2 separate regions of the Homo sapiens genome follow, and region 2 is linked to region 1. Evidence: chromatin loops called from intact Hi-C (ENCODE). Cell type or tissue: HepG2. All regions are shown on one strand.

The links. Peaks named below come from ENCODE experiments on the same cell type or tissue, not always from the same donor. Only the 100,000 strongest peaks of a DNase experiment are listed, where the experiment ranks them.
Region 2: it touches region 1 in a loop (6-fold over the local background); 29 of 110 quality-filtered maps call a loop at or near these places.

What each region holds. Positions count from the first base shown.
Region 1 is chr17:78,314,452-78,316,951 of GRCh38, forward strand. It overlaps LOC105371912 (a long non-coding RNA gene), which reads left to right and starts at 1,265. Exons shown (of 2, transcript NR_188632.1): 1 at 1,265-1,337. RefSeq lists silencers at 1-16, 1,224-1,273 and enhancers at 682-1,440, 954-1,153, 1,117-1,411. In HepG2, a CTCF peak has its summit at 1,111; a DNase peak (open chromatin) is centred at 1,290; H3K4me3 peaks cover 188 bases; H3K27me3 peaks cover 2,500 bases.
Region 2 is chr17:78,374,151-78,376,650 of GRCh38, forward strand. No RefSeq gene overlaps it. Among named protein-coding and RNA genes, the nearest start is that of PGS1, 3.2 kb to the right of the region's middle. In HepG2, no CTCF peak of the experiment used is centred here; DNase peaks (open chromatin) are centred at 1,331 and 1,811; H3K4me3 peaks cover 802 bases; H3K27me3 peaks cover 790 bases.

The DNA.
Region 1 (2,500 bases):
CAGGGCGCAGGTGGGCTCGGCTGGAGGAGGTGCTGGGGGTGGGTGTGTCTCCTGACACAGGAAGAGCTGCCTCCTGGCTGCCCCAGTCACAGAAATGTTTATTGAGCACCTACTAGGCAAGGTGCGACCACTGCAGTGGGGGTGGGGGCACTTTTCTCCCCGGGCGTGTATATTTATTTATTTATAAACCATAGGCACTTTATTACTGGGTTTATATATTATGTATCCATAGAAGTTGAGATTTAAAGAGGATGAATTAAAAAATAGAAACAGAGGGGTTGTTTTCCTTTCCGTATGCCAGTGAGTTGTCTTATACATGTCCCACTTTGGAGACCTGGGTTTAGTGGCTGTATCCTGCTGGGCGCCCCCCTCCCCAGAGCTGGAGACAAAACCCCCACCCGCCCCCTGGTTCACGTCATCCTGCCTCATGAGGCCCAGGGCTGAGCTGTTTTCGGGGCCCTGGTCTCGGCTTCACAGCCTGCAGTGGAGTGTAGCAGATGGCAGACTAGGGTAAGTGAGGATGCCTTGAGATCTGGGTTCAAATCTTGCGTCTGCTGCTCCCTGGCCCAGTGACCTCGCACCTCTCTGAGCCTCAGTTTCTTCTTCTGTAAAATAAAGGGAGTGGCATCTCCCTCTTGCCCGGAGGTGGGCCTGGGGGCTGCAGGCTGCCCTCCTGATCTGCTCTGCTGCCAGATGGGCACAGATAGGCGGGGGGATGACAGCCCTGAGTGAACCCAGAAGGCAAAGTGGTTAGGAACACACCCCAGAGGCCAGGCAGGGTCCTGCAGGGTCCTGCAGATTCAGAGAAAGAACCCATTTATCCTGGGGTTTGGCAGAGATTATGGTTCCGGTAAAGGGTGGTCATTAGTAAAGTCCATGTCATGCAGCCGAGGGCCTGTGGGAAAGGTAGGGTTCAAGGAGGAGTTAGTGGGAGAGGAGAGTGAGGAATCAGAGTTGGTCAGTCAGACAGTCAGTCAACAAACACAAACTGAGCATGGCCTCTGTGCCAGGCATGGTTTTAGGCTGTGGATAACCAAGGAGCTTGCTCAGCAGCCTGGGGTTCTTTGCAGCCCAGGGTGTCCCTGTCAGGAGTGGGCACTGTGTCTCTGAGGAGCAGTGGAGTCACCTGCAGGCCAAGGCTGGGAAACCCTCAGGAGTGTGGGGGAGGCCACCCCCTGAGGTGTGGTCCCCCCCTGGGTAGAGAGTGACTCAGGCCCCGCCCAGCCTCCCCACTGCCTGGGTTTGGTTTGTTTAAGAACAAATTAGTCACAGAGCAGGCAGCTTTCCCGAAAATAAAATGAGAATCCCCAGGAAACAGGGAAAATGGAAGGCGGGCGGTGAGTCAGCACGTGCTGCCCCCCGGGGCTCCAGTTTCCAAAAGGGCCTCCTGCCCTGCTCCTCCTCCTCCTCCTGGGTCTCTCTCTTTCTCTTTTACTTTTCCTCTGGTCCCCTGTTGACTTTTTCCCTCACCGAACTCACTGAATCTCAGTCCTCACACACGCGCACCCACTCACTTCCTGCCCCTTATCGTTTCCCTCCCTGCATCTGTCTGTCTGTCCAGCCTCGATCTGTGCACCCACTGGCTCCTTTGGTGTTTACAGAGCACCTACCAAGTCCAGGCACTGTGCACCACGGGAGGGAGTGGGGAGGCAGAGAAGGCCTAGGTCTCTCCTCCCAGAGCCCTTTCTTGTTGGAAAAGGAGACTTGTGCCGGGATGTGGCCAGCCACGGCCGCGCCTGGGTCCCCTTCCCCAGCCCCTGCTCCTGTGGTTGGTTCCCCCGGATGGACAGAGCTGGGCCCCCAACAGAGAACGATGCTTGAGGATCCCATTCCAAGCCAATGCCGTCTCTGCCTCCCTCCCGGCTCGGAGCACAAGGCCTGCACGCTGAGGGCGAGTGCGTGGTGGAGCAGGAGCTTCGGGGCGGTGTTTCTCACCCAGCCATGTCTCCCCTGCCCAGAACCGGGCATCAAGGGGAGTGAACTGCGGGCTGTTTTGAATTTGAGGGACAAGCTTGGTTGTCCCTTGTTCCCTGCCTCCCCATTCCAAGCCTCCTGTGGCAGAAGGAGGCCAGGCCATATCTTGAGGGAGGATTCTGGGCGTGCCTGCTTCACCCCAACAGCCCAAGGTCAGGGGAGGGGCTCCAGGCCGCAGGGGGTACAGCAAGGGGAAGCCACTCAGGCCCCTTCCCATCTGGACAAGTCCCTGAGTGCCAGGGCCCTTTGACTCTCTCCTGTCTCCCTCCTCCCCCATCTCCCAGCTAGAATCCAGGCTCTCCCACCACCCTCTGGGACCCCTGGGGCCGCTCACTTTCCAGACCCCTCTAATTCGGGCACTGGCCCCTCAGGAGCCGGGGAGGTGGCCCTGTGCCTGGGTCATGGGGCTGGGCTGGGGTCTCCTGCCTCTCGGGTCACTGTCCAATCTCTGTCTGCAGCTCTCGATGAATAATTTAGTTGTTCGAATTACAGGAAAGAGCTATTTAGCTTCCCTTCCCAAATCGTT
Region 2 (2,500 bases), 60 kb after region 1:
ACAAAATTGACAACAGCCCTTTCCCGAAAAGACCCCCTTCTTGCCTGGGGTCCAGTCGGCCTTTGCAGGACTAACAAATTAGCTATAAGATTAGAAATAAAAGTTTAGGGTCATGCAGCCTCTGGCTCCAAGAATCTGAACCTCCCCAAATTGCTCCTGGGGATAACATCACTATTGGAAAACCGCAGATCAGTGCGTGAGATATTTTGCAGACTCTGCATTCATGGATCAGCTGACACCACCCAGACCGGTTATCTGGCTCAACCAGTTCTGCCATCCCACCCAGGAATAGAAGATAGCAAGAAAAATTCACTTCAACCTTCTACGATTCCATCTCCAACCTGACCAATCAGCACTCCCCACTTCCCAAGCTCCTTTACTAGCCAAATTCTCTTTAAAAACTCTGATCCCCGAATGCTTGGGGAGACTGATTTGAGTAATAATAAAACTCTGGTCTCCCGCACAGTGGGCTCTGCGTGAATCACTCTTTCTCCATTGCAATGCCTCTGTCTTGATAAATCAGTTCTGTCTGGGCAGCAGGCAAGGTGAACCCATTGGGCAGTTACAGTTTCATCCCATCTCCAGCAAGCAGGCTGCATTCCTTTTAACAAAGAACAGGCTCCTCACAAACAGCTGAACAGCCCCTCGGGACAGTTTCTCATCTCTGGAGGCAGAAGGTGGGCCGGACAGCCACTTCCTCCCTTTGGAATTTGCTAACAGCCCTGTGTTTGGGAGAGACCCTCTCTAGGCAAGCAAGCTAGAGGAGGAGGGGCCTTCCTCTTGTGTTACTGTGATTTTCGGTTGAGGGAGTGAATCACAGGCAGTGAGGCATGGGCTGTTGGCTCAGGATTTCCTGGTGTTTCCTGCCTGGGAGAGCTGCCCCACTCTCAGGGGCAGCAGCCCACCACTCCTTGACGTCAACTCTCCCTCCAATGAATGGGTTTCCTTTTCCGTTTGGGAAGACATGGGATCTGCCGTCAATCCCGTCGACCCTGTCTTTCTAACCCTGGCACCTCCTGTCTGGGAAGGAGCGAGTGCGACTAACGAGAAGGCAGTGGGTGAGGGCAGGAGGGCGAGGGGGACTCAGAGGACAGATGTCTTCTCGCCCGCAGTCATTGAGATGGGCATCCAGAAACCCCATCCACAGCAGTAGTGTCTGACCCAGATTGAGAGCCGGCCACGCAGCTTTGGGACACCCTGAGTGCTCCCAGGCAGGCTCTCTGGGTCACCTTTGTTGTCTGGGAGGGTCTTATCTCCTCTACTTGTTTTCAGTAACTAGCCCAGATGAGACCTCCTGACACGAACAATGCATGTGCTGTCATCCTGTAAATGGAATCATTTAAAAATTGCACAATCTCTGAAAACCATTATTTAACATTTTTGCAACCTCAAAATGTATGTGTCCCCAGCAAAGTCGTGGTTGCCTCACTCTGGTGATAGCTCTGTCTGTTTTAAACTAGCCATGAAGGCCAGAGGCTCTCGATGTGTGGTTTCAGAAGGGACTGGGTCATTCCTTGATGTTATCCTTAGGGTAAATACTTATTAGTGTGACTTACCATGCTATCAATATTGCTGTCTGTTGCTAGCATTTCTTTAAGGTTGGGAATTCCCAGTGAGCCTGTACCATGGCTGTTTGTCTCAGTACCTCGCACAGCAAAGCACCCATGCAGAAAAGCTGCCAGCTCCTTCTAGGATGATAACCAGGCTCCCATAGCCCATGTGGCGCTCACCGCTGAGCATGACGGTGTAGCCATACAGCAAGTGTTTACTCTGCAACAACCGTGGGCCAGGAACAGTGCAAAAGTGGAACCATGCAATGGATGGCCTCATTCTAGTTACTGGAAGTTAGGAAATTTGATGATTCACCATTTCTAACTTGGAAGGGTTGAATCAAATTCCATGTAGTATTAGTAAAGCTATCTAAACGCAAAAGAAAACTTTAAGCCAATCTGAAATACTTGTTGATTGTCAACAATTTGGAAACTCCTTAATGGCACCAAATAACCAACATTAACATTTGGGGGTATTTACTTTCAGTCTTTCTGTGTACATACACGCATTTCCTCTTTCTTCCTCTCCTTTAATGAAATGAGATGGTCTCTACGCTACTCCTTGGTAATTTGGCTTTTACACTTAATGTCATTAAATATTCTTCCAGAACATGTTATTTTTATGATTGTGTGGTCTTCCAACATACCGATGTATCATTATTTAACCAACCCCCCTACCCTGAAGATTTGCTTCCACACTTCCGATATCATGAACAAGGCTGAGATGAACATTCTTGTGGGAATGTGTAGTTGATTTCCCTGCATAATCTGTGGAAGTGGACTTTGGAGTGTTTTTTTCAGTGTGTCCATATCTTTTTTTTTTGAGACTGAGTTTCGCTCTTGTTGCCCAGGCTGGAGTGCAATGGCGCGATCTCGACTCACTGCAACCTCCGCCTCCCGGGTTCAAGCGATTCTCCTGCCTCAGCCTTCCTGAGTAGCTAGGATTACAG